2 separate regions of the Homo sapiens genome follow, and region 2 is linked to region 1. Evidence: chromatin loops called from intact Hi-C (ENCODE). Cell type or tissue: endothelial cell of umbilical vein. All regions are shown on one strand.

Region 1 (8,000 bases):
TTTTTTTTTTTGAGAAGGAATCTCACTCTGTGGCCCAGGCTGGAGTGCAGTCGTGTGATCTCGGCTCACTTCAACCTCCGCCTCCTGAGTTTAAGTGATTCTCCTGCCTCAGCCTCCTGAGTAGCTAGGACTACAGGCGCATGCCACCACGCCCAGCCAATTTTTGTATTTTTAGTAGAGATGGGGTTTCACCATGTTGGCCAGGATGATCTCGATCTCCTGACCTCGTGATCCACCTGTCTCAGCCTCCCAAAGTGCTGGGATTACAGGTGTGAGCCACCATGCCCAGCCCATTCTAGCCTTTTCAATGCACTTGGAATGATTCTCATTCTCATTTGGCTAAGCCAGAACTCCCCTGCTTTTCTTCTATTTCCTGAGCTCCTAGAGCATGGGGAGGGTAGAAAAGGGGGTCATGATGCTGGGTTTAGTGGCTTTCAAACAGAGAGTAGAACAGTGTCTAACATAAGCCTTTTCTGTGAGTTCAAATGTAGGATCCAGAAGTTTGATAAGATGGAACAAGGCAGGTTTTTACTGGAGCAAGGAGGGGACTGGATGAGGAAGGTAATAACAAAGATAATGCTGCCAGCTCATTAACCTTACCACAGCTGCAAAATCAGGGTAAAGAGAGAGAAGGTCTCTAGCCCTCTATGTCTGTAGCATGGGGTTAGTCTATTTTTTTTTTCACATAAAGAACCAAATAGTAAATGTAATTTGTTTTGGTGGGTGTATGGTCTTTGTTGTAACTTCTGAACTCTGCCAGGGAGAAAGCAGCCATAGAATCGGTAAACAGATAGATGTGGCTGTGTTCCAATAAAACTTTATTTATGAAAAAAAGAAGCATTCAACAAGATTTGGCCCATGAAATGTGATTTGCCAGCCCCTGTTTTAGCCTGTGATTGGAGCTTGAAGACTTGGCAGAGGCCCAAGCAAGAACAAGGTCTTCTAGTGGACTCTGGATCTAAGAATAGGGATGAGTGCTTTCCATGTATAAGATATGATTCTGTTTTAGAAGAGTTGACAAGCTCATTGGGAGTATTACATACAATAGCCAAATGCACATTTGCTGAGGCAGGAAGTTATACATTTTAAAAGAAAGTCACAGAAAGCATATGCTATAGAAAGGAGCAAGATATCATTTTATATCTAGCGGTCAAGGAAGACTTTATGGAGTAGATGAGGTTTTACTAACATCTTAAATCACAAATAGAATTTGTGTAAATGTAGGGAGTGAAAAATCACTTCAAGTGTGCAAAAATGTGAGCAAAGATGTGAAATTTTGAATCTAGTATCGTTATTCCAAGGGACTATTAAAAAATTGGCTATTGGATGTAGTCAGTGTTTATGAGCAGATTGTCTTCTAGACTGCAGTTGTACAGGAAGTAGAATCTGTTAAACTTTTATCTCCAAGACAAGTAGAAACGAAGAGAAGGATTCCTTTTCCCTGGTGATCTATTCTGCAGACACTATAATTTACAGAATCAGAAGAAATAAGTACAAAGTCAAGCTTCCCTCTAATAAATCTGCCTGGACTATGTTGGCAGTGAAAGTTAGCACTTTTTCATAGTGGACAGGATTTGTAACCTTCATCCCCTAGGACATTCTGCAAAATAGAGACAATTCTGCACATCTCTTGTGGGACTTTGCAATGATAATGAAGTAGAAAAAAAAATAATGTTTTGCCTCCTGGATGCCTAGCTAGATTATAAAATAAAATCCGGAGCTGCATTCAGTCCCTTATCTGTATTTTCAAGCTGTTCACAAATGGTAGGTTGAATTATGGTAGGTTTGCACATTCAATGCAATTGTATTGAAACAGGAATAATAGTTAGCTATTCAAATATACAGTGACTATGTTATCTCAAAACAATTCTCCAGTAGTAAGCAAAACAAAACAAAATCAAAAGCTTTTTTTGGAAAATAAATAGCAGAGTAAGTTCCAGCATGAGATTTATTCTATAAACACTTTATCATATCATTCACAACTTTACTAGCAAGTTTTATATTCCTTCCCCATTCATTTTAAGTGTATGTTTAAGTGAGAAGTGTAATCTATCTCAAAGGGAAAGAATCTGTGCAGGCTCTTTTAATAGTCCAACATCTTCTCCCTGAGGACTGAAAATTTAAATATGGAATTGCTACTCAACTCAAATTAACCTAAGTCAATCAACCTACAGTTTCTCTCTCCTATACTCTTCTTACTCTGACTGCATTGTCTAGAGAAAGAAGAACTGATCAACAGGACTGATATGGCTGCACTTCAATTTTATCTTGATGTGTTAAAAAAAATTCTTCTGTGTTCTTTACAATAATTCAAAGGATAAACCATAAAGCAATACATTTCTGTCAAATAACCCATTTAAAGTGTTTACTTCAGCTACAACAGTAAATTTTAGCCCCTCATATGATATAAACTTTCTTAACAGTTGCTTTTTATTAAGTGTATATCTGGAAAGAGCTTTTCTTGCATAATAAACTTTTTTCTTATAATAATTACAACCAAGTACTAGCTGCACTTGCTATGTCAGATATTTTGCTACATTTTATATGCTTAAATTTGTTTAATTGAAATAACAACCATATGTACCACATGTTAATTTGTTCTATGTTTTATTAAACTGAAGTACAAGGAGTCTTAACAATTCAAACCCAGTCCATCTGACATGAGAGCTTATGCTCTTAAACATTATTATTTTTATATACTATTATGTACATGAACATGTTTGTTGACATCATGTATATATGAAGATATTTGTTGCACAGCATATGTTCATTAAATTGAATTATTTAAGTAAATTGAACATTTGTACTGGAAAATCAGTTCCTTGTAGAAAAATAATTTTTCAAGTTTTTAGGAAATATTTAACCATCAATTCCATTTTATCTCCAAAAAAGCAAAAACACTAGTATGTAATCAATCAGTACTTACTAAATGCCAACTAAATGCAGATAATTTTGTATTAGGAAACCTTGGATCCCATGATTTCTGGAGGAATAGACCCAGAACACTTAAGAGGCCCCATGTGTAGGCCCAAAGTGGGTTAGGAACTCCCTGAAATTGCATGAAAAGTTTTGAGTGGCTACATGTGCTTTTCTAAGTTGTGAGTTCAGGCTTTTATCACATTTTCAAAGAGCCAGTGACAATCAAAATTAATCACCCCTGTTCTGAAGGAAATGGACTAAGGGGTTCTACTTTTGAACTAGGCCACTTATGATGCCCAATATAGTCAAGAGAAATCCTCCAAACATACCCAAAGAACTCACTAAGACCTATGGTTCACACAGGAATGGGACTTTCAATATCTATTGTGTTGCAAATAACAAGTTTTCCCATAGTCTCTGTAATATGAATCAGTATTCTAGAACCTGGGTATTACCACCTCTTTAACTCTTTCCACCTTAAAGTGTCAACTAACCCAACAACTACTTGACCAGGAATCATGGAGTGACAGGAAAACCACTGGCATCAACACAATTAGCACTGATGGTAGCTATCCTCCCTGAACCTTGTGATAAAGACTCTTCCTTCTATACTAAAAAAAAAAAAAAAAAAAAAAAAAAAAAAAAAAAATTAACTGGGCATGATGGCATGAGTCTGTAGTCCCAGCTACTTGGGAGGCTGAGGCAGGACAATTGCTTGAACCCGGGAGGCAGAGGTTGCAGTAAGCCAAGATCATGGCACTGCACTCCAGCCTGGTGACAGAGTAAGACACCATCTCAAACAAAAAAAAAAAAAAAAAGGATTCTTCTTGTGGTCAAAATAATTCCTATTGGATGAAAAGTTAATGAAAAATTGGAGTTTTGGGCCTCTCATTTTTAATTCATTAAATGAGTTTCTCTTCCCTCCCCCTGACAACCTTAGGTACAGAAGTTTTAAGACAAAACAATGTTAATGTGTTTGGCATTCTCTTTAAGATATTCCTTCATTTGTCACCATTCTCATGTTTATTTAGTCTGTGATTCACAGTGTGGATGAACAAGTGTTCAAAAAAAAAAAAAATTCTGGAGTTTCAGCCTGCATTCTTCATGGGTAGATGAAAAACAAAAGGATAATGCTATTTGAAAACCTGGCTTTCTACATTCCACTTCCAGGTCCATGTTCAAATGCTCTTCCCATTTCCTTCCTCCTGTTCTTTTTATGTCGTGGTGATCAAAGGATTTCCAGAGCAGTGGTGGTGTAAGCTTTAGCTTAAAGATATGCAAATCTTATTTAAAGGAAGTCTATTACTCCTATTGTTTGAAATGTCTCATTAGCAGCATTAAATTCACAGTTTAGCAGAATTATTTCAGGTACGTGAAGTACATGGAGTATTACACATGGTAAATTGTTGTGCGCACTTTATTTAGTTGTTTGACAATTCTATTATACAGTACTTTAATGAATGAAGTCTTTTGAAGAAGGTTGAGAATATAACTATTATGTTGCTTTTCCTTATAAGAAAAATTATTCCTATTCATGTTTTGCCCTAATTTATAGCGATATGAAAAGTAAAACTGCATATATAATATTCACTTCTTCAATAACTCATTTTAGTTTGCAAGATAATGTTCAAATTATTATAATTAGAATATAAGGCCATGGGTCCAGTGCTTTGGAGGGCATCATTCCAGCTCTCCTCTGGTTACATCCTTACCCTAGTGATGAGAAATCTATGTGGTAAAGGGGCTACAGTTTAGGAATATTTATGGGGCACCTGCTTTAGGGAGGTATGGTTTGGCTTGTGGGCCAGGGTGGCCACAGACATCAGTGACAGGTTTTTTTATTGTGCAAGGCTGAGCTAGGTGTGGCAAAAGAGGAGAGGCAGACCAAGGGGCCAGCTTTCTTCTTAGCTTCTTGCTTTCATTCTGCTAAAGAAGTTTAAGAAGTTTTCTAAATTTGAGTCTGTGCTTCCAGACAATTATAAAGGTATATGTCATGTCATTAACAGTTTAATTTCTAACCTCTAAAACTTTAGATGAAAAGCATATAGGCATTCATTTGTACTGTGCATGAGTAACATTTAAGGGTAGGCCAACTTCCTGATCTAACCTTTGACTTTATCTAGCTCCATTTGCTTCCATTTTGATGGTAATTGAAAACATAAATTACTACACATAGCTTTCTGTTTCAACTTTTCATCTATCACCTGTCTTTCTGCTTAGGCATTTCCTTTTGTACATGGTTTTCTCTATTTACCTGTGCCCCTGCACTTCACTCTGCCTTGTCTAAAAAGCAAATCGTCTTTCAAGATACAGCTCAGACATTATCTCTTTGGTGAGTTCTTTGCTATAATGTCCCTGTCCTCCCGCTCTCACTCTCCCAGGTGATCCTTCCTTTATGATTCCACTTGCACTATATCTTCACCTATGAGACTCTATTCCTGTTGTTAATTAATAATAATAGCTACCTTTTCTTTTTTTCTGAGATATCTTTTATAACATTTCAATCTCACTCTTGCTCGACAGTTCCTAGGTTGATAAGTATTTCAGCTTTATGTACTAAACACGTATGTATTAGTAACTGTTAGGACACAGAGAATTAAAATAACAACACCCATTGAGGGGGAAAGGATAGCAGTGAGTCAAGGAAAGGTTTAGTGTTACAGCCTGTGAACCAAGTCCAGTGCCAAATAAGTTCTTACTATGCTTATTTGAGTCTTATATTGATGCATTTAAAAAACATGTTTTATATTCTTTATCATAATGCAAGGGATAAACCACAAAAGGAAACCAATACATGGGGGTTGACAAATATATATATGTATGTATATACGTGTGTGTATATATATATATATATACACACACACACACACACACACATATGTGTATATATACGTATATATACACATATATATGTATATATATACGTATATATACACATATATATGTATATATACGTATATACACATATATATGTATATATATACGTATATACACATATATATGTATATATATATACATATATATGTATGTATATATATATTTAATATATGATCTAAATTAAACAAAGTAATATTTATTTTATGGCTACTAAAGGTAATGTTTAAAAATACATTAATGTAGAAGGTTTTGTCTATATTCTTTCTAGAAAGTTGTATGTTCTCTTTAGATAACCTACAAGCTTATTCCTTCATACTCAGCCATTACAGCATAAGCATGCTGAGACAGATCAATACAGATAAACTACACATTTAACTAGATATGACATTACTGAAACAAATAATGCTGCAAATAAAAAAGGTATTATTGTAGGTGAATGGAGAAGTAAACAGTATTACATCCGGATAATGGAATATTACTCAGTGCTAGAAAGAAATGAGCTACCCTACCATGTCATGGAAAGACATGGAGAGACCTTAAATACATACTACTAAATGAAAAAAAAATCTGAAAAGCTGACATACTGTATGATTCCAACTATATGGCACTCTGGAGAAGGCAAAACTGTGGAGACAATACAAAAAAAATTAGAGGTTGCCAGTGGATGAGAGAGAAAAGGAGGGATATATAGGCCGAACCAGAGGATTTTTAGTGTAGTGAAAATACACTGTATGATACTATAATAATGGGTACTTGTCATTATATACTTGTCCAAGACAATAGAATCTACAACACCAACAGTGAACTCAAATATTAAACTATAGACTTTGAGTAATTATGGTGTGTCAATGTAGGTTTATCATTTCTTTATAGCAAATGTGCCATTCTCTTGGGGGTGTGTTGAAATTAGGGAGTATATGGAAAATCTCTGTACCTTCCTCTGAATTTTGGTGTGAAACAAAACTGCTCTAAAAAATTACCCTAACACAAATATCAGTTTGTCCCTTATATAAAGATATAAGCATCTAATACCTAATTTTAATTGACATAACAATGCCTACAAAATTTAATCCTCTCTAAATGGTGTATTGCATAAATTTATTCTCAAGTTTATAGAAAGAAAGGAATGCAGTTTCAATCCAGAAGCTCACTAAATATATGGTGTTACCTATATGTTTTTATTCATTTTACTGAAGTAAGAGTGAGGAAATAGACAATCATATGTTACACAAGTATACTCTAAAAGTTGGGAAAATGAAGAGACTTAAAAGGAAGATAAGCTGGATACATTTTATTTATTTTAAGTAAGTAATTTTACTATTTTTAAGTAGTAAAATAGTGACACCTGTAGGTTATGACATCTATATATTTTATGATGTACACACACACATAGAGAGTAATCACTAAGAAATCTATGCAAGGAATATATGCATAAATTAAAATGGAACTCTAAAAAATGTTCAAGTAATCCACAAAAAGGCAAAGAAAAATAAACAGTGCAATAAGCAATAGAGAATGAAAGATAAAATAGATAATAAAATGCCATTCTTAATCTGTAATTTATGATTACATTATATATATTTATATACAATTATATATAAATATATAATTACATTAAATAGTCTAAAAACACCAACTACAAGGTAGAGATTTCATAGAGTGGATAAAAACAGAACCCGAGGGGAGGAGCCAAGATGGCCGAATAGGAACAGCTCCGGTCTACAGCTCCCAGCGTGAGCGACGCAGAAGACGGTGATTTCTGCATTTCCATCTGAGGTACCGGGTTCATCTCACTAGGGAGTGCCAGACAGTGGGCGCAGGCCAGTGTGTGTGCGCACCGTGCGCGAGCCGAAGCAGGGCGAGGCATTGCCTCACCTGGGAAGCGCAAGGGGTCAGGGAGTTCCCTTTCCGAGTCAAAGAAAGGGGTGACGGACGCACCTGGAAAATCGGGTCACTCCCACCCGAATATTGCGCTTTTCAGACCGGCTTAAGAAACGGCGCACCACGAGACTATATCCCACACCTGGCTCGGAGGGTCCTACGCCCACGGAATCTCGCTGATTGCTAGCACAGCAGTCTAAGATCAAACTGCAAGGCGGCAGCGAGGCTGGGGGAGGGGCGCCCGCCATTGCCCAGGCTTGCTTAGGTAAACAAAGCAGCCGGGAAGCTCGAACTGGGTGGAGCCCACCACAGCTCAAGGAGGC
Region 2 (8,000 bases), 1.4 Mb before region 1:
TTAATAGTCGCACTTTATAATTGTTGAGTACTTAACTTTTAATCTAGATAAGGTGTGGCTAAAAGGATCATTATTGGATGCATCTTTATTAGATAGCATGCATTTTTAGAAATTGTATATTGAAAGTACCTTGATGTTAGGATCAGTAGTACTCAAGACTTAGAGTCTGTATGGCAAGTCATAGCTTCCTGTTACTCTCCATTTTCCTCTAGGTTTATACTGTATGTGTATGAGTTTACAGGAGAATAAAGGGACTCATTTGAAGCCACTTCTTATTTTGCGGTCTTCAGTTTATTTAGCTAATTAGATTATACTTATTAGAAAAAAACCACAATGCAATGTATTTTTAGAACAAAAATTAATTTTCAGCTAAGTTTTAGTAATGAAGAGAGCTCCTCTTGCAGTACTTATAATTCTTAAAATCTCAAATCAAGGGAAAGCTGGGATGATAACAGGGTGAGTGTACTAAAACTGTCGTTGTGTATAATAGCAAATAATTGTATTCAAGTTCACAGAGATAACAAATCTCTTCCTTTATGTATTCTCTAGTTTTGATTGTTGTATAATTTTCTACAGTAAGTTGCTATTTTGAGGACAAAAGTGAAAATAGATGATATAGAATGGAAGATTGGAAATTTATCCAAAGAACATACATAAATATTTATTAAGAAAAAAAGTAACCTTATTAAGATATGCTTATTTTTACTGAAGACATTTTTAAAGACATTTGATTTTGTCTTATTCTAGGTATTTAATTAAGTCATCTTTGAAAACTGCATTACATACTTAATATCACAGAAATAAATACAAATTGCTCTTCTGATACTTATACAATCACAGGAACACTAACAGTTGGATTAGCATCCTAAATAAGATATTTTTCAGATAGCAAGAACTGAAAAACTTGTGTGAGAAATTATTTCCTCTTATATTGACAGAATGACTTCCTTTTTCTTACAAAGAGAAAAAATGTAAGTGGAATATTATTTCATACAAAGGATTTTCTTTCAAGCACCTATTATATGACAAATATGGATGTTAGCAATCATTATACTGATACTTTAACTTAACTTGCTTTGTCATAACAGTGAGTTACAGTTCTGTATGAAATTATAAAATCCTTGGAAAACTCTCCCTACCTGGTTTTGCGTGTTAGAACGGACACATGGAAACAGATTACTCTGGCAAACACGTTTACCTTTATTGAACATATAACATATTTAAGGAACACTTTCTGGGTGCATGGATTCATTTGTTGAACAATATGGCAGGTTAAATGTCGTGATCTTTGATATTTGTATAGCACATTTATAAACCATATTAAATTTGAGAAAAGGTAATGTGTGTACGATTACCTTAACTTTTATAATTGAGTAAAGAAATAAAGCTCAGAGAACTTAGGAGAATAAGGTCATTCCATTCAACATATATTAATTCAATAAATATTTTTGGAGTACTGTATTAGTCAATAAGTACTATAGGTATTAGTACTATATTAATCAGTAAGTAATTTTGCAGAGCTATGTTAGCACTCCCTTAGTTGCAAGAGCAGAAACACTTATGAAAGCAACAAACTGGAAAGACTATTATTTTGTTTTGATAATGGGTTAAAAACAGAAGGAAATTTTGTTCAAATAATAACTATTCATCTTAGTATTAGCTTTATTCCCTCTGTATGCTGGCCTTATTTTGTCCTACTACTAATAGTTTTCTCTGCAGATGAGGGAGGCTTCTCATATCCACCTTCATTCTGCTAGGCTGCCATCCTTCTTCACAACTTAACCTAAAGAGAGTCCTCCTTGCCAGCTGCAATGGAGCATCCTGACTGGCATTTATTAGTAGCTAAAATATTATTGAAAATGCATTTAAAAGGCTCATATTAAGTTCCAGTATTCAATAGTACTGTAAATAAATTACACTTAACAATTATTTATTGTATAATTCAAAATAGTTAGAAGAGAAGAATTGTGATGTTGCCAACACAAAGATAAATGTTTGATGTGATAGATATCCCAGTTACCCTGACTTGATAATTACACATCGTATAACTATATCAAAATATCACAGGTAACTCCAAATTATGCACAGCTATAATATAACAATGAAAACACAAAAAGGAAATCCTTTAAAAAGTTTAGATCAAATAAGATTAGTATTAGTGAATTAATGAAACATCTATTTTTAAGTTGATGGAAATTTTAGCATGTCTAATGTTTATGTAGAATCTAATCAAGATCTTAGAATAATTAACAAGTTATTATTCCTTCTTTTGTACCTTTCTGTCCAAATGTCAATAAGGGTGATTTGAATATTGAATATCATGATTGGTTTTAGAGATAGCTAGGCAGAAAAAAACCCCAGGTGACAAACAGAAAGTGTGGCATGAAGCCTGTGGAAAACTAATAAAGGAAATAAATTGATCTTGGCTAAGAGTAGTTGTTTACTTCTGACAAAGACCTACTATTAACAGAGATTAGCAAATCTTTTCAGACGCTTAAAAAATCATATTTAATTACAATCCACATTTTCTCAACCCCCCTTAATTAGCAATGAAAACAGGTAGAGCAGAAAAACCAAAAAATTCAGTGTAAAAATACCTTAATTCAAATTTTACTGTATTTTATTTTGGTATAAGATAATTTAGATGCAGCTAAACTGAATAAATCTCAATTTTCTAGTGAGTAAATGGGGGACTAATACTATCTACTTCTTACAATTATACAATTTAAGGAATAATCTATTTCAGTGTGCTCAAATATTAATTTTCCTCTTAAACTATTTCGGGATAGTTTCTTTTGTGGCTAAGGTTTGCATTGGGACAGCAAAAGAGGAAATAGAAAGTGAGTTGCTAAAGGGATATATAACTTTTTTCATAAGAATAAATATAATTCATAATAATTCTTTAGCATAATCTAGCTATTTTTCAAATATTATATATATTTTTTTTCCAGAGAAATTAGAAGTCATATTTCTGCGGTATAGCCATCTAATTTCCCATCTCTAGGGTATGTTTGTTTTTAGAAAAACATTCCAGCAGGTGGCGCCAACATCATAATATTTAACCTTCATGAAACTATGCCAGGAGTGGGTAAGGAAACAAAAGTTATTGTTTAGCCAGAAGGTGGAGCTAGGTGACCAGTCTTTAAAATCAGTGTCTGCATTTGAAATAGACAACTTCAATTTTACTGAATCACAGGATTTATAATCTGAGTATTGTGAAGAGCATTGTCTGAATCCTCTACCTTCCATACCTTCAAATTTCAACTTTAAGTGTATTATTTTTACAATTAAAGAATTCTGGTCCAGCTCATGAAAGCAAGAAATACTTTTATATTCTAATTTTTATTATTCATAGTCTTTGCAAAAAAGAGAGCATATTTAAATATTGTTATTGTACTGTTTCTCTATATGTTTGAAGATTATACATTTTTATAAAGTATGTACTTATCATATACCATAAATCCTCTGCTCTTTTCTATTTCTCCACTGTGATTTTCTTAGGAAGATGAAACACTGAATTAGGAGATCTGGGAAACTGCAGACACACTTTCTGACATGTTCAAATCAGGAAAAAAAGGGTTTGAAATCTTTCTTCTATAATACTTCATGAATTTTTCTAAAATACTGTTCAATTTTAATGTATTTGTTTATTCTGTTGCCAATGTTTAAGTCTTTAATCACTTTAAACAATAGGAAGTAAAAATTAAACAGCTTCATAACTTTAAGCTTTCATATTAGCAGAAACTCTATTTTCTAAAAATTGTTGCCAGATCATTGAATTCTAAATACTTGCCTATTAAATGTCTGTGAAATGAATCAATTTCTCACATACCACATTACTTCCTTCTATCTCCTACCTTCAGCTAGTGGGGCAATCCAATAGCCTACTAGAAGTTGACTTACCTTCCTCTTGCCCCCTCTAATCTGTTTTCTTTCATGAGATCAAGAGCAATGTTTTATAAATGCAAATTTGATCATTTCATTCCTATTTTTATAAAAACCTTCAATAACTTTTTACTTCTCTAAGCAGTCAAACCTCAACGTGCCCAAAAGGCACCTCTTCAGGTCTGTCTCATACTATTCTTTCCAATCATTTTCTATAGCGTTTTCTTTCTATACAAACTTTATCACACTACGCTCCCTCCATCTAAATCTGGCCCTACCTACCCCTAGTGTAAGTTCATGAGGACAGAAGCATGTTCATCACCTTTCTCACTGCTGTATTTGCAGTGAGTGAGTGTACCATATCATATCATGACAGAATGAATGAACAAATAAAAAATCAGAGGCCTCTGGAAAATAAAATTAAATTAAAGAATTCAGAATATTTTTCAATGGCAAGCTATTCCCCCTTAAGAGAATGTTCAGGATGCAGATGATAACTTTGGTATCTGCAAGGCTGCTCTAAGAGCAAAAGCTTACAGGAAGAATTAAAAAAAAAAAACTAAAAACAAACCAAAAAACCTGAGTATCTAAAAATAGAACAAATTTCTATGGTAGGTAGTGTTGCCTGTAACTAGAGATATTCAAACATAAGTTACTGTTTCATTTGTATAAACTAGTAGTCTGGTAGAACAATTAGATGAACTTCAAACTCCCTTTGAGCTTTGAGATTCTATGGAGGTATGCTTTGTTAAGAAGATTGTCTCTGTATTTGCCATGCTGAATGCATTATGAAGCCAATGCTGAGTGCATGGAGGTTCCTCCTTAGAGTTCTTGGAATTAAGTTTTATTGAGTTTAGGACTTTAAAGGAAATATGATTTCCTAACACCATCTATAACACTAATTTCAGCTTTAGCTCACATTGCCAGCCTTTTCTTGGGATACACTTGAAATAAAATAGATTCTTTTTTTCAGATGAGTTATTTTCTCAGTTAACTGAAATTATCTACTTTATTTTTTTTTTTGCTGCTGTAACTTTTACTGAATCACTGATAACACTGATATATTTTTGATAATACATTTGTATTTTAGAACAATAAAACATGTTTAATTTGCTTTTGGTGGTGGACTAAATTCTCTATTTCAAATATATAAATCTTCTCAAGTGTATCCATATACCACAGTGGCTAATAACCTCTTTGTTTCATGAATCTATTTTTGGTCTGCTGCAGGAGAAAGGGTGAAGAAGTTTACACTCAATATACTAATAGCTCCTGACTTTTACACCTCAACCCAGATTTTATAACTATAATAAAAACATAAATTCATTCTCAGGCTTCATACTGTATAAACTACATAGTTCTTTTTTGAGACATGGTCTCACTGTTGCACAGGCTGAAGTGTAGTGGTATAATTGTGTGGCTCACTGCACCCTCCAACTCCTGGGCTCAAGCAGTCCTGCCTTGGCCTCCCAAATTGCTAGGATTACAGGTGTGAACCACTGTACCTGGCCAGTTCTTAACATTGTTTGCTAGGTGGCAGATGAAACCTGCACTTGAAGAGTTTTTTCAAATCAAGTTAATTCACATGTAAACAAAGCTATAGATTGCCTCACTGTTTTTAAGAGCCCAAATCAGGAAATGATTGCTAAGTTGATCAACAGAATACATGTTAAATAAGCTACATACATAAAGTGGGCCACAGTGCAGCCATTAAAAAAAAGATAGATTCAACTGTATATTGACATGGAAATATTTTCATGATATATTGCTGAGAGAAAGTATTGAGTAGTAAACAGTATGTACAGTGTGTTTCCATTTTAAAAAGAAAGTAAGGTGATGCAAATGCATCAAAAAATGTCAGAAAGTCTTTATCCAAACTGGTGTCACTGGTTTTCTCTGAGCAATAGAATTCTTTACTTGATGTCTACAGGGATGAGGATTGGAAACTCCCTTCTGACACATTTGATAGAGTCTAATATGAGTCAATTCCCATATGCATTTCCTTAAAAAAAACTAATAAAGACACAAAATAATACAATCTAATGTCAACTTTCTTCTATAGGAGTAAAGAAGAGGAAATTAATCACAGCCAAGCAAAGAGGTAGATGATTTTAAAGTCCAATGGACACTATCAAAATTCAGAGTTCTTGTGGGCAAAAAATGATAATGAAAGCATACATAAAGATTAGATGATATAAATGTACAATTTTAAATCATTCTTGCTCTTGCTCTTACCATCCCAAAGAGAAATTCTAGACTTCTGCAAAACTTCTTTCTACCCCTGATTTTTCATGGGTTTAGAAGATTCTTCATATCTCCACTTCACTAACTTTTTGTCCTGCCATATTGGACCCAACAGTTTTCCTGCGCAAACTGCTGTTGCTTTTTTGAGCACAGTGCACATGGTGGGGACAGTCAGAATTCTCTGCTACTGCACTATGTGCTGTGGTTTCTCCCAGTTAAGTCTGAGTAGATAGGAGGGAGACATAGACAATATAAATGCATACATTACGACCAGTTTAATTTAAATAAGGAATTTGTGTTGGAGAGGAATAAAATGACTTTTTAAGTATGTTTTATTACACAAGATATATATATATATATGTACAATCACAATATAGTAAAATATAGGCAAATCAGTAATGTTGAATGCAGGAAACAGAAATTGGTGCAAGTATTTTAAGTAGAAAGGAATTTAATACAAGATATTAGTTCCTTACAACTTAGCAACTATTATTGCTTATTGTTGGAAGGGCTGAAAGAACAGGTTCTGTTCCAGACTTTCTGGACTGATGTCCAAAAGAATACCAAGCTGATCCACAGAGGAGCTACTACTATCCCTGAAGCAGCTGCTAGTACTGCTGCCACAGCTGCCTCTCACAGTGACTGATTTTAGGAAGCCAGAGTAGGATGTCATTCTGCAGTTTCATACCCGGAAAAATGGTGCACAGATCTGGAATGCAGCTACAGGAAAGTCTCACATTTCTAAAATGCCAGCAGCAAGAGCCAAGAGTTGCAGGAACATGCTATCGTCTTTTCTTCATTCTGCCTTGCAGACTTTCTCAATTTTCTCAATTTCTCTCAAGTACTGGAAATAGATAATTTGCATCCAGAATGTTAGCTTCAAGAATATTAGGGGGAGTTTAGATTGTAGCTTTCCAAACTCTCCAAATCAAAGAGTGGAAAAGAGACTGAGAGTCAGAGTATATCTCATAAACAGAGAAGCTCCAGGTAGGAAAAAATAATCGCTCATAACATGACCATCCAGATAAAATATCTGTTAACATGGTCACACATCTATTATATTTTTCTTTCCATGTCTGTCTACCTATCATCCATCTATCTATCTGTCTATCTATCTATCTATCTATCTATCTATCTATCTATCTATCTAATCTATTCAATTTGAAGTAATTGTTTTTCTAGTTTAGTAGCCCTTCCTACCATTCTTTGGATAAAAACAGGATCCCTTTTTCATTTGGAAACTACCTCAATCCATATCTATGTTTTCCTGACCAACAAAACTTATCCCCTTCAATCCCATTATCCTCAAATCCTAATTATACATTATATGAGCCAAAAATTTCCTTTTTTTGGCCCTAATCATGTTTGACTATAGTTTCTGACAGTGTCATCTGAGAAATCCTAACATATATATGTGTATATTAAAGGTGACTTATAGACTAGGAAATGCTTTGCAGCCTGCTTTTTTCATGGATAAATATATCAAAATTTTTTCCAGGTAATAAGTTAAATATCTGCCATAATTATTAATGGCTACAAAACATTACAATGTTTGGATTTACCATAATTTGTTCAATTCATAATTTGTTTCTAACTTTTTTACTTTCATCACATTGAAGTTGAAATGGGTGTGTAAATTTGGACTACTTTTGGTTGCAAGTGACAGAAGCCAAACTTGAACTGCTTGAACAAAAAGGGGTTTTGGAAAGATATTAGGATTTCTCACAAAGTATGAAGAAAAAATACAGAATTTAGACCCCCATCAAGAACTACCAGGATTAGAACATGAAACTTGATGTCATTTGAATTTTCTTTATTGTCCACATGGAGAAGCTGGAGTGACCAACTTGTCCTGATCTTCCTGGGACTAT

What was found. Hi-C counts contacts between places; a loop is a spot of excess contacts. Peaks named below come from ENCODE experiments on the same cell type or tissue, not always from the same donor. Only the 100,000 strongest peaks of a DNase experiment are listed, where the experiment ranks them.
Region 2: a loop joins it to region 1, with 5 times the contacts of the local background. A loop is called at or near these places in 2 of 110 quality-filtered maps.

Annotation. Positions count from the first base shown.
Region 1 is chr11:24,320,476-24,328,475 of GRCh38, forward strand. All of the region lies in intron 1 of LOC105376595 (a long non-coding RNA gene), which reads right to left. Among named protein-coding and RNA genes, the nearest start is that of LINC02686, 57 kb to the left of the region's middle. In endothelial cell of umbilical vein, no CTCF peak of the experiment used is centred here; a DNase peak (open chromatin) is centred at 4,056.
Region 2 is chr11:22,872,999-22,880,998 of GRCh38, forward strand. The region is part of intron 3 of LINC02718 (long intergenic non-protein coding RNA 2718); the gene reads left to right. Among named protein-coding and RNA genes, the nearest start is that of CCDC179, 17 kb to the left of the region's middle. RefSeq lists a silencer at 6,605-6,899. In endothelial cell of umbilical vein, a CTCF peak has its summit at 3,069 (motif pointing right); a DNase peak (open chromatin) is centred at 3,083.